Linked DNA regions of Homo sapiens: region 1 is linked to region 2. The links are chromatin loops, found by intact Hi-C in ENCODE. Cell type or tissue: K562. All regions are shown on one strand.

The links. Peaks named below come from ENCODE experiments on the same cell type or tissue, not always from the same donor. Only the 100,000 strongest peaks of a DNase experiment are listed, where the experiment ranks them.
Region 1: a loop joins it to region 2, with 2.5 times the contacts of the local background. A loop is called at or near these places in 1 of 110 quality-filtered maps.

Annotation. Positions count from the first base shown.
Region 1 is chr2:170,083,551-170,087,550 of GRCh38, reverse strand. It overlaps UBR3 (ubiquitin protein ligase E3 component n-recognin 3), which reads right to left. Exons shown (of 39, transcript NM_172070.4): 39 at 3,420-4,000. Among named protein-coding and RNA genes, the nearest start is that of MYO3B, 93 kb to the left of the region's middle. In K562, no CTCF peak of the experiment used is centred here; a DNase peak (open chromatin) is centred at 2,132.
Region 2 is chr2:170,012,155-170,016,154 of GRCh38, reverse strand. It overlaps UBR3 (ubiquitin protein ligase E3 component n-recognin 3), which reads right to left. Exons shown (of 39, transcript NM_172070.4): 30 at 789-874. Among named protein-coding and RNA genes, the nearest start is that of MYO3B, 160 kb to the left of the region's middle. RefSeq lists an enhancer at 1,500-3,058. In K562, CTCF peaks have their summits at 1,048 and 2,134; a DNase peak (open chromatin) is centred at 2,114.

The DNA.
Region 1 (4,000 bases), 71 kb before region 2:
CAATTATCACATCCCCATTTGGATGACTCACAAAAGCCTCACTTTCAACTGGTCAAAATCTGTACATATCACATTCAACTTTATACCTGGATAAAGTTGATTCTAGCTCATGAAATAACACAACCAACCATCAGGCCAGAACATAAGTGGTTTCTGTCACTGCCCTAGTATACATCATACACCATCCTCATCTCTCCTCTGGCTACTGAGTTACCCTCCTGAATGGTTTTCCCAAATGTTCCTGTTCCCCTCCTCTCATTCTCTTGGCCTACGGCCTGCTTTTGTAAATTAAGTCTTACTGGAACACAGCCATGCCCATTCACACACACACATACACATCCATATGCATATGTGTGTGTGTGTGTGTGTGTGTGTGTACGTCTAGGATGCTTCTGTATTATACTGGCAGAGATTAATAGTTGTGACAGAAACCATCTGGCCCTTTATAGAAAAGGTTTGCTGACTGCTGCTCTAAACTGAGGCAATAACCAAAATAGAAAAGGTTTGCTGACCTCTGCTCTAAACTGAGGTAATAACCAAAATAGAGGCCACAAAGCCCAACATCCATAACACTACTCAGGAAGCCATGATCTGATTCCTGCCTATTGTTCCTGCAACAGCTCTTACCACATGCTCTTCTGCTTTCTATGCTTCAACCATACTGTACTTCCTTCAGTTTCCTGAGTGCAACCCTCCTTATTCTTATTTCAGGGTCTATGTGCTGCACTCTTTAGAATGCCCTCCCCCATTCCCTCTTCACTTAGCTCACTTTTTCAGGCAGGTCTTGGCTTAAACATCATTTCTTCCATGTAACCTGTGAACTTCCCAAACTAAACGAGTCTACTGATTCCCATAGACTAACTTGCTGATAACATCCTATTGAACTGTAATCACATAATCAGTGTTGTTTTCCACCAGACTGTAGGCAGACACTGACCCTTTGTCTTGTTCAACGTGGGATCCCTATAACTTACTTTAGTATCTGGCACACCTTAGGCACTCAATATTCTTGGCCGTCCCTCATGTTACTGCATTCTGTCAACTCTCTTCAGATACTGTCCACATCTCTCTGTCCCGACCACAACTCCCCTACTTGAGCCAACTATCATGTTTTATCTGGAGTCTTTCAACAGATGCCTGGCAGGTTTCTCCACTCTAGTGGATTTTTCTCCAGAGTGCAGCCAGGTTGACTTTTCTAATGCAAATCTGATGTCACTCTACTATCTAAAGCCCTAAAATGCCTTCCCATTGCTCTCTAAAAAAGTCTAAAACCCTCAGCATGGCTTACAAAACTCTTTGTAATTTAGATTTTACCTCTCAAAAGCACCTATGCTTACAGTCAAAATGATTCCCTTTCACATCCACAAGTGCTCTCTCAACTCGTCGCAAACAATATTCTCTATGCCTGCCTGAATCACTACTCTCCACACTTGTTTCACCCAGATATCACCTACACAATATTTGGGAATCATCATCTCTCCCCACTGGAAGCCTCCTCATACACCCAAGTCTGGTTTAGAGGGTCCATCTATAGCACCTTCTACTCTACTTCTCTTCTCCTCCAAACACACATACCATTTGTAACACTAATCATACAGAAAGCGAGGTGAGAGAAGGGACTATCTGACTTCTTTTCCACTGTATTTCCAGTATTTATCATAGTGCTTGGTACACAGGAGGAGTGCAATAAATATTTACTAAATAAACGAATTTAAATGCTTCAACATTGCAGCAATTTTGCGTAAGTTCAAAAGAAAACTTTGAAAGAGTTCATTGTCTTACTAAATCTTATTGTGTCTTCCAATCCTACGCCCCTACAAATCCAACATGAACCCCACACTCATTTCAACCAGCTCCCCTAATTCTCTTAACTTATATTGCATCCTTTACATTTTGTATCCGTGTCTCCAAACCCCAGTTAATTTAGCAGTCTAATTTCTATCCTTCAGGTCCTAAGCTGCTAAACTCAGGGGCTCCACAAAGTTACAGAATCTTTCTAACTGGCTCCATTAAACTTAGGTTTTCTAACCCCACTTGGCTGTCAATATAACTTCAGTGGTGCTTCCCCTTATTTCTGGCCTGTTCTCTCTCCTAGCATATGTCTAAGCTTTTGCCACTTATCTCAAGCCCCCAGATATGCTAGGCCTGTTCACTCTCGGTACATGATCCTGCTCCTTTGTCACCAAGAGAAGAGGGAATCAGACACAAATCCTCTTATTTTGCTCTAGACTTTCTTTCCTTTTCTCTTGTATCTTTTCCCCTCAACCTGAAGCTTTTATCTGTGCTCTTGACCCCACTCCTTCTGGTCTGCTCTTGGGCTCTACCTCACTGATTTTGGTACTGTCACATCTTACATTAATTTAACTTGCACAAAGGCAGCTCTACACAAGGTTCCATTGTGTGTTTTCACTGTGTTGCATCAGCTGAAGTCACATTCATTCCACTACTTGTACTGTACACTAAGATGGCAGGTCATAGCTCTTCCATACCTGATATGCCTAATTAATAGGGAGCTTGAAGTGTCATAAATAGAGAAGTGATCATGTTGCTGTTTTGCCCACTCCAGCTCATCCCTGTTGAACTAAGCAGTGCTTGATATCATCTAGCCAGATCATAAGGCAGAGGAAAGAACTATGTGCTGTGAATGGGACTGAGACACAGTCATAAGTCATCTGCTCTCCCACAATCATCAATCATCAGGCATCCTCACCAATGAATTCATCTTCTCTCGGTGATTTGATTCTAGTGGTTAAAACCATGCTTTGTGTCCCCCCCAACCCCAAATATGATCTCAAATATAAGCCATCAACAGCCATTTGAGAGTCAGCAATTAGAATCCTGGAGATAATACAGAGAGTCTTAGACCACATCTCTTCCCATATTGCTGTTTCCTCTAAGCCTTCAGTGCTTTTAGTCAGCATCTTTTTCTAAGTCACAGAAATCAGTAAATATCGGAATACATAAAACAGAGAAAGGTCTGAAGAGAAATGGACTGCTAGCTGATAAATGGCTGGTGAGCTTCAGGATGGAGAGGTAGGGGTGAGGACTGTCAATTCAAACAAGAATGCAAACCACTCAAAATAAACATTCTCATAAAGCACTAAACATTTCTGAAGTCTGGCTGGGAACTTTCAGAAAAGAACAGAGATCACAATTCCTCAGATCTACATACCCATTTCCTTCTCCCCCTACCAAACACACACACTTAGCAAAGAATGTGCATTGATTATGAGACAAGGACTGAAGAAGCAAGAACTCACTCTGCAAATAAAAGAAAAAAAGCAAAGCAAACCCTTTACACTTACTCCACCCTAAAGCAACTACTAATTATGTTGTGCTTTGATCTTTTCAGCCATGTTCACTCACATATATTACTGTCAATATCTTTGGGGGAAAAAAAAACATGTAAGCAGTAAACATTTTAAGGACCTTTCACAAACCAAATGACAGCAGGTTTTTATTAACATATCTTACAATGTTGATTATTCCTAGTTTTGTAATTTCTGCTTAATTATAAAGATCAATTTAGCTTCTACAGTAATGTACTGTATTTAAATGATCATTCATACAAGATATCACACCAGTACATTTTTTTGAATAATATACACACATCACTCTAACTTGGACCTGTTATTTTTAAAAGTGGGTTTATAAATGGGACTTATAAAAGTTATGGGGAAAAATTAAAGTTCTAGTTTAGCAGCATGCATGTATGTATTCAAGTACAATTTTCAACCAAGTGCTTTTTTAAAATTTACTGGTGACTAATTCACCAATATCAAAATAAACACTATCAAACACCCAAATTTTAAAGTTAAGGCTAATATTTTCACTTCACATCCATATGCACAACCATAAAACATTCCATTTTAAATAAGTAGTAATCAAAGTCTGAATACATTATACCATGTATATATAGCATCAGAGTTTCAAACTGTAGAATTATTCAAGTTCATGAATCCTGTAACAGTATTTACTAGAGATGTCAATTAGCATTTTG
Region 2 (4,000 bases):
TGATAATTTTTAATACTTACTATTTTTTAGTATTTGAGAATATATATTCATTTTTCAAAAGAATATATTATGTGTTTTAAACAAGTTTTATTTCCTACACCAATCACATTAGGTAATATTTCAACTTCAGTGATCTGGGGCAAATAATCAGCTATATGCTGATATTCAATAATATTATTCCTACTATGCACATTAATTCTCTAAACAATGACTAAAAAATGATAGCATCAAAGCCATGCTCATGAAAAATCTACTTTAAATTACAAATTACACTTCTCTCAAATATATCCTTACACACAAGATTGAAGAATTATTCTCATTTTATAACATAAAGTATATATATAAATAAAAGCAAACGTGCAATTTCAATACATTTTAATATACACATCAAAATATAGCACAAATATCTTAATAGCAATAATATAATAGAAATCTGTGGGTAACATATATTGTCTTTATAAAAATATTTTCTTAATTCAATGTAAAAATTCTTTAAGAGAATTAAAGTTTAAGAACAATTTTTTATAGCTGAGAATCATACAGTGCTTTAATTTTGAAACCTCGTCACTTAGCATCACATTTATGTGCTAGGTAATCATAATCTAGAAAGAGCTAAATATCCATATGATTCTTCCAAGTACAAGATTAGCCATTTAAAGTATATATCACTATCTAAATAGATCATATATAACAGACAAAATTTGAAATATACCAAAATGTCACTTTTCCTGTCAATGCTTCCAAAAATGACAGAATTTTTTTTAAATTTAGCAGTATTTAGTACTTACTTAAACAAGACCTTTTGCCAGCTGTGCTTGCACCACCTGAACACAAATTGCCTCCTCGATGAATCAATTCAAGTTCTAAATTGGTTCTGTAAGTAAAACATTATATCTCAGTCATTAAACTGAAGATTCTTTATTAATCTGCTTTATTGACATGTCTGAATCAACCTAAAAAATAAAGTTCTTCAACTTTATTTTTTGCAAAAGCAGTTTTTATGTTGTATCAGTAATAATCATATTTATCTGATATTTAGAAATACAAAGGGAACAATTTATCCATCCTTACTTATATGTTCATATTTACACCTGCAAAAAATTGCACACATCATGGTGTAATTGTTGCAAAGTCCCAACTCTTGGCACATACTAAAAACTAGGCCTTAAGAAAAAAAAAAAAACTGCAACATATTTCATAAACCTGCATATGAATATGAAGAAAGAATTTTTACTCCAACGTCAGCCACTGTGTAGGTGGTTATTGCCATATAAAACACAAAGGCATACCAATTTTTCTATCAGAGAAATGGTTATCATTCATTGGAGGTTAGATGGTATCTGGAAATCAATATTAAGAAACAAAATCACTAATATAGAAATGGCTATGAACAACACATATAATTTAACAGCAGTCTCTCTTACGGACTTCTAAAACTAGTTTCATTAAAATACACTGTGTAACTACTGATATGGCTAACCATCAATACTGTTCATACAGACCTGAAATTGCAAGGTATTTAGCAATTATTAGCTTACAAAATAGCAATATTTAATAAATCAACATTTCAAAAATCAAACTAATGCAGAATCTAAGGATTTACCCAAAAACAGTAACAGTAAAAGAACCAATTAATTATGCCAAAATAAATGACAACTCTGAGAAATAATTTAAATTGTATTTTTCTTCAACAGTATGAATACACTTAGACATACCTTTATTTTCTACAACCAAAACTGACCCTAATATGCATTTGACCCTAATAGTGAGATACTGTCTCCCACTTAAAAAAAAAAAAAAGAAAAAAAAACAGTTTCAAGCTTACTCTTTGCAAGTGAATTCATGAAAGACTATTATCCTATTTTATTTAAAACAAAACATTTTGCACTGATTTGGCTGAATTTTGAACATGGACTTTTTTGGAGATTATATTTCCATGTATTTACTTATAAATGCAAATTGTTAAAGAATATTAATATTCCTAAGTCTGTACATTTGCCACCCATTTCTAAAGGAATGCTTTAATCCTCTCTACTCAGGGTGGGAGAAAAAGCAATTTAACACCGATAACGTTCCAGCTCAGAGCTCCATCTGGTTGCTGCTGATAAGGGCATCTGTGTGACAAGGGAATTTTCCACCCTTCAGGCGATTTGCATTGCTCACTGAACTTCTAAAAACCTACCAGCAAGGAAGCAGGGACAAGGATTTCATACTAGTGGACAGAAAGCGAGCGGAGACCAGCATGTGTTCCTTCATCAAGGGAATATAAATGAGATCAATACATTTTGTTTTCACAAATCTTCTGTTGCCTAATCTGTAGAAAAAAATTAATGGCTATATTCTCTTATAAAAACTAAGATTTCCTAGATAGTACTTTTAAGAGAGCTAACCAGAAACACAAACAATACTTACAAATGAATGTCAAAACCAGAATGTCAACATTTCACCATATTTGCAAAAATATTTATTAAAATATAAATATAAGAACAATTCTGTTTTCTCAATCCCCAAATATAACGGATGACAAACATATTACTAAGAATTTCATTGTAAAGAATTCTCGAAAAAAACTAGTAAAATCTAATTAATTATTCCAGATTATGACTGGAAGATCTCCTATGCAATATTCTTTCTGAATTAAAAATCAAAAACTACCTATCCAAAGGATTAATGTGTAATAATATCTAGGATTTTACATTTCTTAAAAATTTTTTTTGAGAGATGAAGTCTTGCTGTGTTGCCCAGGTTGCACTTGAACTCCTGTGCTCAAGCAATCCTCCTGCCTCAGCCTCCCAAGTATCCAGGAATAGGCGCACACCACTGTATCCAGCAATATCTAGGATTTTAAAAATCAATATGGCTCTAAATACCAACTTTTCTTTGTTTCATATATGTCAAAATTGGTCCTTTGAGACATGCTAAAGAACACACAAATGGGTCATATGTCCCATGTCCGACTGCTGAAAATCACACAGCAATATTATGTTTCTTTCCTCCTCAATGAATGATGCAAAAATAAAGATATGCTGGGAGTGGAAGTTTTCCGAGCTTTTTGCTGTCAAAGAAAAGCAGACTCTTTTCTATATTTTCTAACACAAATACATTCAAATTAGTTTGGAAGAAAAAAAAGAGGCGAAAATCTCTACATTTGAAAGAATGATGAGAAAGACTGTTTAAAGCCTACCCTAGTGGCCACCTAGATGTGCACATTAAAAACCCCTCTAACTATGCTCCAGCTTCTTTTTGCATGACCAAAGTATGCTGTCCTCTCAATCCCCCCATTCAACACTAACTTCTATTTTAGACTATAATTTGAAAAGCAAACGTGTGTACACACACTACACACCCCACATTCTCAAACACACGTTGGTTTGGTGAAAAGGGCAAAGCTTCTGGAAAGAGATCTAGGTTCAAGGCCTGAGTCTACCACTCAGTAGTTGAGCAAGTTACTCAATTTCTCAGGGGGAAAAAAAAAAAAAAACCAGTATCTTCATCCATACCACAGCCTATATTATACAAGAGGCAATTCAACTTTTAACTTCTCCAGGAAGCTTTCCTGGGACAGAAAGAAGGACTTACACATATTTTATATTTCAATTTGCTCATCTTCCCTTTAGAAGTTCTACAGTGCTTTCTCTATATGATATTTTTAAAAACAAATTATATTCTGTTATATAGATTGATGTTATATTAGTTCCATCTCTCCAACTAAACTGTAAATTCATGGAGAACAGGGACTATTTCAAATATAGCTTCTAAATCCCCAGGGTACCTGATAAGATGCTTAAAAAGAAAAAAAATGGGAACTGACAACATCTTTCTTTTGATATGTAACCAATTATAAGATTCTCTTTAGCCCTTGCAGTTTATTTTCTTTCTTTTCCTAACTCTTCCATTCCCTTAAACCCAGTATTGACCCCACCAAGCCCCAAAAAAGGATTGTTTTAGGAAAGAATTTTTTGTTTTTTTAAAAAGATTCATAATTTGGTATTTAGCAAGC